Regions from separate parts of the Homo sapiens genome. Here region 2 is linked to region 1. The links are chromatin loops, found by intact Hi-C in ENCODE. Cell type or tissue: ascending aorta. All regions are shown on one strand. Each heading gives the region's core, and the rest is flanking DNA. Links, peaks and the distances in the headings are about the cores only. Region 1 has its middle 140 kb from the start of LINC00670. Region 2 has its middle 220 kb from the start of MIR744.

The links. A loop is a pair of places that touch in the nucleus more often than their neighbours do. Peaks named below come from ENCODE experiments on the same cell type or tissue, not always from the same donor. Only the 100,000 strongest peaks of a DNase experiment are listed, where the experiment ranks them.
Region 2: it touches region 1 in a loop (2.3-fold over the local background); 1 of 110 quality-filtered maps calls a loop at or near these places.

Annotation. Positions count from the first base shown.
Region 1 is chr17:12,410,722-12,419,060 of GRCh38, reverse strand. No RefSeq gene overlaps it. Among named protein-coding and RNA genes, the nearest start is that of LINC00670, 140 kb to the left of the region's middle. In ascending aorta, for the core only: no CTCF peak of the experiment used is centred there; a DNase peak (open chromatin) is centred at 3,790; H3K27ac peaks cover 955 bases.
Region 2 is chr17:12,297,151-12,305,489 of GRCh38, reverse strand. No RefSeq gene overlaps it. Among named protein-coding and RNA genes, the nearest start is that of MIR744, 220 kb to the right of the region's middle. In ascending aorta, for the core only: no CTCF peak of the experiment used is centred there; DNase peaks (open chromatin) are centred at 2,514 and 3,768; H3K27ac peaks cover 3,224 bases.

The sequences.
Region 1 (8,339 bases), core at 245-8,244:
ATATTAGAAATGAGAGATCAGTAAAAATGAGACCTCACTAAAAATTATACAGAAAGTAAAAGGATGATAAATGCTTATTGTGAACCACCTTATGGCAATAAATTTGAGAACTTAGAAAAATAGGCAAATTCCCTGAAAAACATATAACTAATGTTTGCTTAAGAAGAGAAAGAGAACCTGAATAGATAATCCTGTATCTATTTTTTAAAGTTGAATTTGTAGTTTAAAACCTTCTAACAAAAAACCCTCCAGCCTCAGGCAGCTTCCCTAGTGAAGTCTCCCAAACATTAATAAGAAATAATACCAGTTAGAATAAACTTTTAAAGAATAGGGAAGAGAAGGAATGCTTCCCAACCCATTTTATGAGGCCAGCATTACTTTGACATCAAATCCAGGCAAAGATATTACAAGAATAAAAAAACCACATACATGCAAATTTTCTAAACAAAATCTTAGCAAATTCAATTCAACAATATATAAAAAGCATAATAAATCATGATCAAGTAGGGATTATTCCAGGCATGTAAGTTTAGTTTAACATTCCAAACAATCAACTAATAGTCTTAAAAAGAAAAAAAAAAAGCAAGATGATCATCTGCAAAGATAGAGAACAAGCACTTGATAAAATACAGCACCCATTCCTGATGAAAACACTCAGCAAACTAAGAATAGAAGAGAGCTTAGCCTGATAAAAGGAATCTATGAAAACCTACAAGCCACACACACTTACACAAGTACATACTTTATGATTTCATTTACATAAGATTCTGGAAAATAGAAACTAATTTACAGGGACATGAAGCAAATCAGTGGTTGCCTGGAGCTGGGGTCAGGTAGGGTTTTGAGTGGGGTTTTGAGGACCATGACAAAACTTTTGGGAATGATGGATATGCTCATTATCTTGATCATGATGATAATTTCACGGGGGTATAATTTGGTGTCATCTCATGGTGTGAGATGATTTGCATGTCTGTCCTCTCCAAATCGCAGGTTGAAATGTGATTCATAATGTTGGAGGTGAGGCCTCGTGGGAGGTGATCGGATCATGGAGGTGGAACCCTCATGAATGGCCTAGCACCATCTCCTGGGTGATGAGTGAGTTCTTACTCAGTTACTACATGTGAGATCTGGTTGTTTAAAGAGTCTGGGACCTCCTCCCTCTCTCTCTTGCTCCCGCTCTCACTGTGTGACATACTGGTTCCCTGTCCCCTTCCGCCATGATTGCAAGCTTCCTGAGGCCCCACCAGAAGCAGATGCCAGCACCATTCTTCATGTAAGGCATGCAGAACTGTGGGCCAAATAAACATGTTTTCTTTATACACTACCCAGCCTAAGGTATTTACTTACAGCAATGCAAGAATAGCCTAACACAATATGTCAAAACATATCAAATTGTGTATTTCAAATATGTTGTTTATTGCATGTCAATTATACCTCCATAAAGCCATTTTTTAAATCCTTCAAAAGTTTAACATTGCTTTTAGAATAAAACTCAAAGTGTCCTCATGGCTCTACATGACCAAGTGCCTACTAATTTTCAAGCTAATCTTCTACCACTCACAAATGGCCCAGAAAAACTGCTGATCAAATGTGCAAAGCTATTTCCTGCCCCAGGTCCTTTGCACTTGCTTCTCTCGCTGCATGGTGTGCTCATTCTCCAGCACCTTATTTAGTTGGCTCTGTCATATTTTCCAAGTCACAGTTCAAATACCAGGTCTTAGAGACCTTTTCTAATCCTTTATATGTTAAATAGATCCCTCCCAGATACTCTTGTCTGCTATTGCCTTATTTATCACTTTTACAGTACTTACACATTCTTTATCTTTTTAGTCCTTTGTTTGCTTGTTTATTCTTTATTTCCCCCAGGAGAATGTAAGCTCCTGGAGGGCAGAAATCCACTCTGTCTCATTCATGCCTCTACCCCTAGGAACCAGCACAGTGTCTGGCATAAAGTACATTCTCAACACATACTTACTTACGAATTAGGGAATGAGAGCAATGAACTGGGAAGAAATTGAAAGAGAATTCATGGAAAAAGTGACATGGAAGCCCAGCTTGGGAAGAATTGATATTAGGAAGGCATAGGGTGAATAGGTGGCCCTTGGCATTGACAGATGCAGGTTCATTCCAGCTTGAGCCTTATAATTATGCAATTCTGGATGAGATATTTTAAATCATCTGTTTCCCTATTTATAAAATAGGGCTGCAAGTAACTATTTTAGAGGGTTACTGTGAGAAACGAATGATGTATATGTAAAGATATGTGTTGCAGTGCCTGGAGTGTGGTAGCGACTCAACAAATGAGTTCTATTTTCTTTCCCAATTTCAGCCAGAAAAACATCAAGGGGAAAATCATGTTTACAAGAAAGGGCATGAAATATGTTATGCACTAAATGTTTGTGTCTTCTCTAAATTCATTTAGTTCCTAACTCCCAGTGCAATGGTATTTGGAGGTGGGGCTTTGGGAAGTGGTTCCATCATGTGGGTCAAACCCTCATGAATGGAGCTAACGTCCTTGTAAAAGAGGACTGAGGGCTGAATGCGGTGGCTCATGCCTGTAATCCCAGCCCTTTGGGAGGTTGAGGTGGGTGGATCACCTGAGGTCAGGAGTTTGAGACCAGCTTAGCCAACATGGCAAAACCCCGTCTCTATTAAAAATACAGAAAAATTAGCCAGGTGTGTTGGTGGGTACCTGTAATCCCAGCTACTTGGGAAGCTGAGGCAAGAGAATTGCTTGGATCTGGGAGGTGGAGGTTTCAGTGAGCCGAGATCATGCCATTGCACTCCAGCCTGGGCAGCAGAGTGAGACTCTATCTCCAAAAAAAAAAAAAGGAGGACTTAGGGAGCTCATTGTCCCCTTCCACCATGTGAGGACACAGTGAGAAGACAGTGGGTCATCTGTGAACAAGGAAGCAGGTCCTCACCAGACACCAAATCACCTGCAGCCTCAATCCTGGACTCCTCAGCCTTCAGAACCGTGGGAAAGAAATGTTTGCTGTTTAAGTTACCCAGTCTATGATACTTTTGTTATAGCAGCTAGAATAGGCTAAGACAACATATTTGGAGGATCATGAGAAAGTTGAAAAATTTAGGATTATAGCTGAGAGAAATGGAAGTCAAAACTGGAAATGCCCCCAAAGCACCAAGCCATTCTGGACTTCAATCTGTGGATCACAGGAAACCATGAAGAATGGGGTGAGGTAGGGAAGAATTAGGCTGGGGTGATCTCAATTATAAGAGTAACTCTAGTAGCTGTGTGACTAAGAAAGTAAAAGGAGGTGAAGCCTGAGGGAGATTGGAAGCAGAGAGAAGAGTCAGAATGATTTCAGTTGTCTAGATTTTAGAGTGATGAAGGGGAGAGCTATAAATTCTGACTAACATCCTAGAACCTCCCCGCCACATGTCTTCTACCTTAGCCATCACCACCTACCTCTCTTAGCATTTCCCAAATAACTCTCAGCATCAAAGCTGAAACTGTGAATTAGGACAGAAAGCTTTTTACCACTGGTAGAAGACAAAATCAAAATAGCAGACCAGGAAAACATTTGAATGGCCAGGAACTTTTGATGTAATTTTTCATACCCAGAGGTTACTGATGACAGCCATGGAGAACTTCCATTCTCTGATTAAGGAGTAAGAGAAAAGAGTGAAATGTTTAAAATCCCCAAGACTACCAAGACACAAAACAAGAGAGTTGGCAGCAGAGACCCAAGGAGTCAAGCCTAGTAAAGAACAAGTGGATAAACTGGTTAATAAAGGACTTAGCATCGGAACATAGAAACCATGGGGTTGAAGGTTGTGAGTCAGGCTTTCCTAGCAACCCTGTTAAACAGGGACATTCCATAACAATGGACTCAACAGAGCGCTGACTAGTAGACCTGGAGGTGGGGTTTCACTATTCAGGAGCAGAGATAGAGAAGCCCTCTTGACAAATAAATACAAATAAGACTTTGCTGGAATTTACTCCCAATAGAACTACTGGGGAGACTGAAATTTTTAAGTTTGAGTTCACGAGACTTGCCCATCAGGGGCTGTGTACGTCTTTCAAGGTGGCATTAGTATTTCTGACCAGCCACCACCAGGAGATCGTTGAACTTACTTGTGCAAGAGCATCAAAAGTGCAGTTTGATAAGAACACCAATGGCCTGGAGGCTGATTTAGTAGGTCTGGAATAGAGCCTGACATCTGAATTTTAAATAAGTCCCTCAGGTTATATTTGATGTACTGCCAGGTTTGAGGACCGCTGATATAGATCATGGCTTTGTCCAAACAGAGAGATTTTACACAGGCATAGAAAACCAAGTGTTAGAGAGTCTAGCCTGATTTTTCTTTACATTTGTAAGGAGAAACATCATACTTAATGCCTGTCTTGCATATATAACTTTAAATATTTGTAGTGACATCGTTTAAATGAAGATCATTAAAAACCTAGGTATACTAAAATCATTGAAGAATTCTTCTTACTTTTCCTTAACTCTTAAAAAATGTGTTATGTGATGCTAGAGTGGAAGTTTTGATTGTGGAACTTGGAGGAGATAGAAAAGATACCCAGGAATGTTCCAGGGGGAGCATTTCCAAAGCTCTTCTCCAAAGAAATGGAAAAATATTTCCTGAGAAAGAAATGTCTTTCTGTTGAAGTTCATTGCCCACCAAGAGGGCACCTGTGGGTGGCGCTTCCTTCTAAACACAAGCCTAGTGAGAGAGGGCGAAATGGTTAACTTTTCGCAGCATGCTTTTCAATTCCAACCACCTCCTCTCCAGAAACCTCAAACTCAGGGCCAACATTCCCCTCTCCTAACCATCCCAGGGCCAGGTCCCAGACATCTGGGGATGGCCCCTACGCCCCAGAGTCCACTGAAATTATTCAAACCACGAAATCCTAAACCTGCTCACCCTACCTAGCCCATTTCCCGACGGAAACCACAAGAAAGGCAGGCTCCTGCCCATATGCCCCCCTGTCCCTCTGCCTCCTGACCAGCCTCAAACCTCCTGACCGGGTTTAAGATGTACTTCCTGTAGGTAGGCAGCACCACGGCCCAGAATCACACAGGGAAAGGCAAAGCGGCGAGTGGCAGCAGTGGCGAGGTCAACATCTAGAAGTGACTGGGCTTCTCCCCAAAGGAAAGGGATCACCTATAGGTCTTAAATAAGAATGCTGTCCTAGAAAAAAATCATGGCACTTGCAGCAACTTGGAGGGAATTGGAGACAATTATTCTAAGTGAAGTACTCTGGAATGGAAAACCAAACATCGTATGTTCTCACTCACAAGTAGGAGCTAAGCTATGGGGATGCAAAGGCATAAGAATGATACAGTGGACTTTGGGTACTTGAGGGCAAGAGTGGGAGGCGGGTGAGGGATAAAAGATTACACTTTGGGTAAAGTGTACCCTGCTCAGGTGATGGGTACACCAAAATCTCAGAAATCACCACTAAAGACCGGGCGCGGTGGCTCATGCCTGTAATCCCAGCACTTTGGGAGGTTGAGGAAGGCGGATTGTCTGAGTTCAGGAGTTCAAGACCAGCCTGGGCAACACAGTGAAACTCCGTCTCTACTAAAATACAAAAAAATTAGCTGGGTGTGGTGGCATGAAGCTGTAGTCCCAGCTACTCAGGAGGCTGAGGCAGGAGAATTGCTTGAACCCAGGAAGCGGAGGTTGCAGTGAGCTGAGATTGCGCCACTGCACTCCAGCCTGGGTGACAGAGCGAGACTCCATTTCCAAAAAAAAAAAAAAAAATTCAAAAAATTAGCTGGGCATGGTGGCGGGCACTTGTAATCCTAGCTACTCAGGAGGCTGAGGCAGGAGAATCGCTTGAACCTGGGAGGCGGAGTTTGCAGTGAGCCGAGATCGTGCCATTACACTCCAGCCCAGGCAACAATGCGAGACTTCATCTCAAAAAAAAAAAAAAAATCAACACTAAAGAACTTATTCATGTAACAACAACAACAACAAAGAATGCTGTCCTAGAGCTATTTTAAATCCTGCACTAGAAGACTGCCTGAAAGAGTTCCACAGAGTAAATGTTGTGCAGAGAGGACAACCAGAAATCCAGGGGCTGAGGGTGTCCCCCAGAGGGACAGCCAAAAGAGACGTCCAGGGTTTGAAGTTAGCAAGGCCCCACAGCAGCAGCATCTCTGCAGAGCCACAGATGCCCTCTTTGGAGCAAGAGCCAGCTTTTGTCCTTCTCAGGACGAGAGCAAAGCCATCTTGTGACAATATCAGTCAAGCGAGAAATCACAGTACTTCTCTCTTCCTCTCTTCCTGTGTTCCAGCCCTGGAAGGAACGAATGCTAAAGTTAGCAGGATGCTGGTAGAGATCAACCAGAAAGAAAGAAAAAGTTGACTACAACCTTCCTCCCAGGCAGCAGGTGGTCGAGTCGACTGAAGCCATTCTTAGAAAAGAGGGTGGGGGGAGGCGGGAAAGACAATGCTAAGTCAGGTTTGGAGTTTTGGTGACTACATGGAATTGGCCATTCTAATAACTGAATTCAGATTAGCATGAGAATCACAGTGCACAACCCTGGGTCTTGCCATTTTCATCCAAAGGCAAGCACAACTTTAAAGGGACGGTGAGAGTTAAAATAAAGATGCTTTCCGATTTCTTCTTACAGGAGTGCATGTTCAATGCATGTGTTATGAGAGTTTGTTCTAAACTTTGTCTTCCCTAAACTCTTTCTCCCTATTCCCTTTAAGGAAAACAAACACAAAACCTTTTTTTTTTTTTTTTTTTTTTTTTTGAGATGGCGTCTTGCTGTGTCGCCCAAGCTGGAGTGCAGTGGCACGATCTTGGCTCACTGCAACCTCCACCTGCTGGGTTCAAGCTATTCTCCTGCCTCAGCCTCCCAAGTAGCCGGGCAGGTGCGCATCACCATGCCCAGCTAATTTCTTGTACTTTTAGTAGAGACGGGGTTTCACCATGCTGGCCAGGCTGGTCTCTAACTCCTGACCTTGTGATCCGCTCACCTCAACCTCCCAAAGTACTGGGATTACAGGCGTGAGCCGCCATGCCCGGTCCTGCCTTTTTTTTTTTTTTTTTTTAACTTACCATCCTCTTCATCTCACAGTGAGAAATCCCTTAGTTTGTAGGGATGACTCTGATTCTAGAGCTGCAATAAGTAAATCAGAAACAAAAACAGAAAAATGCAAAAAATGAAATAAGTCAAAGAGAGAGTGGTTCCAAAGGCAAGGAAGCTGATACTTTCCAAAAATAAGAGTAGATATATTTTAAGTACCTGGGATCTGTTTCAGTTAGGTATGGTAAGACATGCAGACATGGAAAGGAAGACAATTTTATACTCACAGATCCCTAGAAACAAGAGCACTACACTCGACGTAAGACCACAAGGAGAAGTACCAGGGCTGGTCAGGAGGCAGAGGGACAGGGGGGCATGTGGGCAGGAGCCTTCCTTCCTTGTGGTTTCCATCGGGAAATGGGCGAGGTAAGGTGAGCAGGTTTAGGATTTGGTGGTTTGAATAACTTCAGTGAACTCTGGGGCGTAGGGGCCATCCCCAGATGTCTGGGACCTGGCCCGGGGATGGTTAGGAGAGGGGAATATTGGCCCTGAGTCTGAGGTTTCTGGAGAGGAGGTGGTTGGAATTGAAAGGCATGCTGCAGGGAAAATTATATTCTATCTCTAGGGATTGGCAAGTCCTGGAAGGAAGCATCATCCAGGCTCAGCAAGCCACAGATATCAAAGCACCAAAAACCAGAAAATAGACATGGTGAATACAATGGACAACAACATGTAATAATATCAAATGCTGCAAAGAGGACCAAGGAATAAAAAATAGGTATTGTATTTGCCAGGCAAGTAGCTGACGTGAGCCCTTTTAGGAAGTAATTCGGGCAGGGTGGTCAGGGCAGAGAGGATTAAGAAGTGGGTGAATAGTGTCTAAGATGAAACCACCGCCTTGTAAAGATATCTGCGTCCCATGTTCCTTACAGCATTATTACAATAGCCAAGATATGAAAACAATCTAAGATTCCATTGACAGGTGAATGGATCAAGAAAATGTGGTATATATAGATATATATGCAATGGAACATTTTTCAGCCTTTAAAGAAGAGACCCTGCCATTTGCCACAACATGGATGGACCTAGAGAACATTATGCTAAGTGAAATAAGCCAGACACAGAAAGAAAGATATTGCATGATCTCACTTGTACATGGAATCTTTCAAAGAAAAAAAAGAGGTCAGCCGGGCGCTGCGGCTCATGCTTGTAATCTTAGCGCTTTGGGAGGCCTAGGAGGGCGGATCACCTGAGCTCAGGAGTTCAAGACCAGCCTGAGCAACACGGTGAAACCCTGTTTCTACTAAAACACAAAAAAAAATTACC
Region 2 (8,339 bases), core at 232-8,231, 110 kb after region 1:
AAGGGGAACATCACACTCGGGACTGTTGTGGGGTGGGGGCAGGGGGGAGGGATAGCATTAGGAGATATACCTAATGCTAAATGATGAGTTAATGGGTGCAGCACACCAGCATGGCACATGTATGCATATGTAACTAACCTGCACATTGTGCACATGTACCCTAAAACTTTAATAATAATAATAAAAAAGGAGATCTGAACTTTAAAAAAAAAGAAACCCTTTCCTATTTTGATATCATAAAGATATTCTCTTACATTTTAGTCTCAAATTTTTAAAGTTTTGCTCTTAACATTTATATTTTAATGCCCCAGGAAGACATTTATTTTATCTATAATGTGAGATAATAAACTTAATTTTACAGGGATAAGCAATTGTACCAGCTTCACATATTCTGTCACCCATCACTTTTCCTAATGATTAGTAATGTCACCTCTACAATAAATTAAATTTCCATTAAAAAAGAAAGTTATTGAATAAGAATACTAAATATTATAAAGATTTCAAATATTTCTAATCTATAGTAATTGCAGATGTTACAAATAGGTTTTCAAAACAATAGAGAAATTTATTCTAAAATGTATATAGATAAATAAACATCCAATGATATTTGGGGCATTTATGAAATAAGGAAAAATGGGAGCCAGTACTACCACACTGAAAAAATATTAAAAGCTGCAGTAATTGCAATGATGTGACACTCATGATTGAATAGACAATAAATCAATGGAAAATATAAAGGAGTCCACCAATAAACCCCCAAATATTTGGGAGTTTCATAAATAATAAAGATAACACAACAAGTCAGTGAAAAAGAAAACTGGCCATTCACCAAGTGGTATTCATAACCAATTAGGGAAAGAGAAAAAAGATCCCTACCTCACTCCCAATACTAAAATAAATTTAGGTATCACAGATTTAAACTTTGACAAACTAGAAAAAGTACTAAAGAACACATGCGAACATTTTTTTAAATAATCCTACACTGAGAAAGACTTTTCTAATTATGACCATCCCCCTCCCAAAAGCCAAGAAGCCCCAAAAGAAAAGATTGATAAATTTGACTTCATCAAAATGAAAAGCTCTAAAACATACATGTCAGAAGTTCTGAATGGGGCTACAGGCAACCTCAAATGACATGACATGCTGGGGCAAAACTGTTGAAACATGTCTCAGACAAAGGGAGAAATCCCTTTCTCAATGAACGACACACACAAATCATGGATGAGAAAATACAAATGCTTTTAAACATGTGCAACTCAATTATAATAAAAAATGCAAAAACATAAAGAAAAATAAATGCAGAAATATAAAATCTTAAGATACCATTTCTCCTCTATCAGACAGGAAAAAATGAACCTTGGCAGCATGCTATGTTGGTAGGCATGGGTGTTACCATAGGTATTGGCACAGGTGTGGGAAAACAGATATACTCCAACCTTAGTGGTGGTAGAATACATTGGTACAGCCTCCATGGAGGGCAGTATGGATCCTAACACAATGACAACTACACATTCCCCTCGTTCCAGCAATTCAAATTACTCAGGTGTGAAATTATGTAGTCAGTCAACACCCCAGAGTACAAATATTTATGTGTTTATCAGGCATTGTTATAATTGCTAAAGATACAGCAGGAAGCACAACAAAATCCTTCCTCTTTTCATGGAAGAAACCTTTGGTGAGGGGCAGACAATAAACAAAAGAGACCCAAAAAAAAATAAATTCTGGTTCATACAAACAATGGAATACTCTAAAGCTGTTTCAGAAAATGAAGCAGTTGTATACATATTGATATGAAATGAATTCCAAGATATAACAGGGTAACAAGCAAGGTGCAGAACCATGTGTATATTTGGGTAATATCATGTGCTATTTGGGTAAAAATTTTCCTTATGCACGTGCATGTACACACACACACACAAAGCACACATAAGAAGCTGGAAATAAGAGCTGTCTTTGGGTGGCTGGAGGGTCAGGATGGAAAGGAGTGTTATATTTTGCTGTGTACCCTTTTGTACCTTTGGAATTATGTGCCATGTACATGTATTAAATATAAAGTAATGCATGAAAACAGCTGCCAAAAATATAAATAAACAAAGATGTTTGGGTGGATATATGCCCAAACAATAGTTAAATCTGAGTATACTATTATACTAAATAATAGAAACTTCAAAAAGCATTAAAAAAATGGAAATCTACAATATAATAAGTGCTCTGTGTTTCTTATTAAATTCATGCTTGCAAAATTACTGTTTGACTTCTAGTCATATTTTGTTGTGGATTCCCTATTTTTCCTTCTCTGGGTCAATTTTCAGCAGAGAAGCTTTCAGCATCTGGGCACTAAAATGTGATGTAGTCTACACATGGCCACTTTAGTGTCCCCACAGAGCATCGGCTGACTCTTAATTTGCTGGGTGCTTTATTTATTCCATGTCTTTCAGAAGGACCAGTGTGGATTGAGGGGCTGCCTGTGCTTCTCAACTGTTTCTTTCCCAACACCTGCTGGTCTACTTCTTCTCCCCTGGAACAGCTCCATTCCTAGTTATGCAATGTTTTTCTGTCAACGTCATTGGGACTCTGCCAGTCCCAGTGGTTTCTAATGAGTCCTTCATAATCATCAGATAAATCACTGTTAGGGCCTGAATGTTTATGTCTCCCCAAAATTCGTTTGTTGAATTCCTAACCTCCAGTTCCTCAAATCTGATGGTATTTGGAGATGGGGCTTCAGGGAGGTAATTAGGGTTAATTGAGGTTATGAGGATGGGGCCCTCATGTGATGGGACTGGTGCCCTTATCAGAAGAGACACCAGAGAACTTGCTGCTTCTCTTCACAGGCACACAAAAAAGGAGATGATAGGAACACACAGCAAGATGGCGCAGCCTACAAGCCAAGAGAAGGAGCTTCAGGATGAAATCTACCTTGCTCACACCTTGATCTTGGACTTCCCAGCCTCCAGAACTGTGAGAAATAAATGGCTGTTGTTTAAGCCACACAGTCTGTGGTATTTTGTTATGGGAACTTTAGCAGACTAATTCAGTCCCACTTTTTATCTCAGGGGGCCAGGCCCTCCTAAAACACAACTTACTCTGGAGATCTGAAGATGGATGGTGGTGATGGTTGCCAGACAATGTGAATGAACTTCATGCCTCTGAACTGCACCCTTAAAAATGATGAAAATGGGCCAGGCCAGTGGCTCACGCCTGTAATCCCAGCACTTTGGGAGGCCGAGGCAGGCGGATCACAAGGTAAGGAGATCGAGACCATCCTGGCTAACATGGTGAAACCCCGTCTCTACTAAAAATACAAAAAAATTTGCCGGGCGTAGTGGCAGGCGCCTGTAGTCCCAGCTACTCTGGAGACCGAGAAGGAGAATGGCGTGACCCGGGAGGCGGAGCTTGCAGTGAGCCGAGATCACGCCACTGCACTCCAGCCTGGGCGACAGAGCAAGACTCGTCTCCAAAAATATAAAAATTTAAAAAATAAATTATGAAAATGGTCAATTTTATGCTACACGTTTTACTACAATTAAAAAAAAAGACCGCAGCCAACTCATTTTAAACTCAATTACCTCAGCCCACTTTCTTCCCAGCTTGCCCAAAAGACAGACATATCTACAGCCTCTCCATGGAATAGGATACTACAGGAAAGATGCTCACCACATAGTTATTTATTGTTTGAAAATAGAACTGTGAAAAAATTTGTAGGCATGGGGAGGGGTGCAGGGTGACTAAACTGTCACACTGTCAGTTAATAACCCCCAGGGATGCTGGAGGCTATTTTAAAACGTTGTATTCAGAGCCCTGGAAGAGTTTGTGATGACGATCAAAAATACTAGACGCTTGAAAAAACAAAATCCTGGGCTTGCTGACTAGCAAAGGCAAAGACGCTAGAATAGCAGGCTTCAGAAACATAAGGAGAAAGAGAAGGATGGGGAAGGCTGCAAAACGGAGAGGCTAACAGGGAGGGCCTTGAAGAAAGAGCCTCCGAAAACTCATCCTCCCCTGAAGTCTGAGAGCTATCACCATGATATTAGCTGGGCTTCACGTGAAATAAATTTCTAGTCTGTGTCTAGATTCCCTGATCCTTTTGGTGATTTGTTGTATCCGTTGTTCACGTTCTTTGTTTGTTTGTTTTGAGATGGCGTCTCACTCTGTCGCCCAGGCTGAAGTGCAGTGGTGCGATCTCGGCTCACTGCAAGCTCCGCCTCCCGGGTTCACGCCATTCTCCTGCCTCAGCCTCCCGAGTAGATATATGTTTTCCCAAATGGCATTTACATGGCTCCCCGGTCATAGAAGATCGGTGGATCCTAGCTTCTGGTAAAAATCCCCATTCCACAGTGTGCCATTCTGTATTAGTCAGGTTCTCTAGAGGGACAGAACTAATGGGAGATATATATATATATATATATATATGTTTATTATTAACTCACAGGATCACAAGGTCCCAGCCGTCTGCAGGCTGAGGAGCAAGGAGAGCCAGTCCGAGTTCCAAAACTGAAGAACCTGGAGTCCGACGTTCGAGGGCAGGAAGCATGAGCACGGGAGAAAGATGTAGGCTGGGAAACTAGGCCAGTCTCTCTTTTCACATTTTTCTGCCTTTTTATATTCTAGCTGTGCTGGCAGCTGATTAGATTGTGCCCACCCAGACCCAGGGTGGGTCTGCATTTCCCAGCCAACTGATCAAATGTTAATCTCCTTTGGCAACGCCCTCACAGGCACAGCCAGGATCAATACTTTGTATCCTTCAATCCAGTCAAGCTGACATCAGTATTAACCATCACACCTTCTCTGATTCATTTCTGCGGTGAGATAGAATAAAGATGCATGGGATTCAGAAACTGAAGACGGAGGCTCACGCTGGGCCTGGCTTGCTGGCTCCTGTGCAATGTGTATATGGAAGAAAATTGTGGTAGGAGTGAATATTGTCACTGTTATGTAGGCCATGCAGCTTCTCTGAACCTCAGCATCTTCAGCTATGAAATGCAGATAATACTGGGTAATATGCCACACCCATTGTGGTTATGAGGATTACATGAGACGAGGTGCATTGCAGGAGAAAATCTTGAAATAGTCATCTTGGTGCCCTCCTTTCTACACACTCCTATTTCCCTTGAGGAAAGTAGCAGTATAGGTATGAAAATGAGAAGACCCAGAAACAGTCAGTGCTCGAAATTGTGACTTCCACAACAGGCAAGAGAATGCAAAGTTTATAAACACATAGAGGAAAAAACTACCCTGGTCTCAGCCCCTGCTCCCAGGGAGGTTTGGGAAGCCTCACTTGGAGTAGGAGATGGGGGTAGGGAAGAGGAGGAACGTGGAAGATGGACATTACTTTGTAAAATGCACTTTGTTACTGAAAAATATAGACCGTTAAGTTACAGGATACAAATTCTTTAACTTAGCACCATTAAAGTTAAAATTGATGCCAAAGGCCACCAAATTTATAATACCAGAAGATTGAGAAAGGTGGAGCTATTTTGGCATGAAGCTCCGAAAATATAACGTACTGAGCCATTTTGCCTTGTTACATAGATAATGGTAAAGGCAAGACATTCACCTTGAACTTACAAAGAATTTAAACAGTAAGCCAAGTCCTGTGAAGGCTCTTTCTTGCCATATTTATACTTTATTCTGTGTCTTGTCATCATAAAATTCAGTAGTTTGTTTACAAGAAACTTTCCTGTGAAATTCTACTTTAACTACTGTACAATGGTTGCTTGTTATATTTTCATTATCCCTCATTCTATATTTGTTTACCTGTTTGAGGTAAGAAATAGCATTTATTTATGAGTTACAATTAATTCAAACAGATCCTTACAAGGTGGGGGGGGAAATCTCTTCTTTTTATTTCTACTATAATAGAATTTTTTTAAATGCAACATGGAATCTTGGTATTTCCAACAAATGTATAGTGTAAATATTACTTTTATTAATTTTAAAGTCAGTAAATCATGTGTAATATCTGCAGTATGGTTTTCAAAAATTATTAAGCTCTTAATTTTAATGACAGCATAAGGTACCTCCCATCAGTATGATACTTGGCTATTTATAGAGCAAATAAAGAAAACTTATGTAAGCTAAAATTTCCACCTAAGACTTAAGAAAGGTGAGAACCAAAAGAACTGGTTGAGAAAAGAATTAGCAAGTGCTGGGCAAGGTATGGGGGAAACGCTTGGTGAAGCAACCAATCTAAGCCAATCTGGCATCCAGGGATGATAGATCCTTGTTATACAGGCTGGTGGTTGGAGAAAGTGATATAATCTTTCCATTCCCTGCAACCTTACTACCAGTTCTAATCAAGTCTCAGACAAAATGTGACATCTCTATTAGCAAGCAGGCATAAACCGTAAGTTTCCGTAGCTTGGGAAAGGCAGTCTCAGGTGCCCCCAACCAGTCCCTTGCAGAACAAGCTCCCTTGGAAGAGGATGAAGAAGTGTTCACAGGCCCAGGTAGGCAGGGAAGGTAGCAGGGCCGCCATTGATATAGACAGGTGTAGGGCCAGTGCTGCACAACTGGCAGGACTGGCATAGACTTCAGAGTTAGCTAGTTCCTTCTACCTTATTTGTGCAAGATTGGTGGACACTGTTGTACTGCTTCTCCTTAATCATATAACTTAAACACCATTAATATCATCACTCTAAAACTACTTCTATTTTTATAGTAATTTGACAAACCTAGTATTAATTCATACTAGAATATTTCACAGGCTAATAGCCCCTAAGAAGTCAAATAGAAATAACTCACTCTTACATATCACAATATTTATGCTAAAATATTTTTACATGACACAGTTATACTACTAATAAAGCCATTGTTTCATATCAAGTGAATAAGTGAGGGGTCACAATAATTAATAAAAAGCTGACATTTAGTAAGCACTACCCATGTACTAAGTATCGTACTAAGGATTTGCTTTATCTTATTTGATAATTTCAACAACTCCGTGACTTGTGTGGAGTTATCTCCATTTTGCCAATGAGGAAACTGAGGCATAGAGAGATTAAGAAACTCACCTGAGGTCACCTAGTTAACTACAGTGAAAGACACAATTCAAATCTAGGTTTGCTTAACACCAAAGCACACACTATTTGGGAAAGGAAAGGCACTTTCGATGTTAAACGGAGTAGTTTGAGTTTAGACCCTTGACCAAGCCATGTACAGAAGCAGCAAAACCTTTCTACCATAAGTAGGGAAAATGTGCAGAAATCTGCCCAGATGTTAGATGTGGAGGACAACTAGAAGAGTGATTCAAGAATTCAGACTCCGAGAGTTAAAAGGGATCTAGGGATCCCTCATTTTACAAGAAACTAAAGACTAGGAAGGGAAGCATTAATGATGCCGAAGAAATTAACAAAGGTTCCTGACTTACTAGGTCAATTAATTCATTTTCAATATGTTGTGGTTTAGGCTGCACTGGGCAATAGAATGCCTGTGATCCTGTGATGAGTGGGGGATGTGGCTTTTCTCCCCTATCCACTGAGGACAGAGAGGAAATCTGGTTTTTTATTACTTGCCCCTAAAGCAAATATCAGAAACAAACCAACCAGTAAATGCTGAACAAATGATTGCATATTTTTCATTAACCTTTAAATGGTATCTATCACAGTTAGATGGTGGAAGACTTTACTTTCTATGCTGCCATGTATTACGTGTACAGACACACACAAACAGCAAGCGCCAAAGGAAGGCATAGGAGAGGAACTTACCTGAGTCTGAGAAGGGGGCCTGAGTCCTAGCGAGAGGGTGACCTTTTAGTGACCCTTAAAGAATATGCAGGAGTTACACAGGTGATCCAGGTAGAGGGATGAATGACATATATTAGAGGGTAAGTGTTCTGGGAAGAGATGATGGTTAAAACACAAAATGGGCTGGGTGCAGTGGGATTACGCCTGTAATCCCAGCACTTTGGGAGGCCGAGGGGGGCTGATTGCCTGAGCTCGGGAGTTCGCGACCAGCCTGAGCAACATGGTGAAACCCCGTCTCTATTAAAATACAAAAAAGTTGGGCGTGATGGCATGAGCCTGTACTTTCAGCTACTTGGGAGGCTAAGGCAGGAGAATTGCTTGAACCCGGGAGGCAGAGGTTGCAGTGAGCCGAGATCACACCACTGCACTCCAGCCTGGGTGACAGAGCGAGACTCCGTCTCAAAAAAAAAAAAAAGAAAGAAAGAAAAAGGAAAACACACAAAATGGCCAAGATTCTGGCGTATCTTGGGTTTGAATCTAGGAAGTTGAAACTTGTGGTGTAAGTTAGAGGAGCACAGAAGGGGTTCGGAGAATGGTCATGGGAAGATCTTATGATATCAAATTTGTCACTTCTACAATCCTAGATTTTTTGGAAGC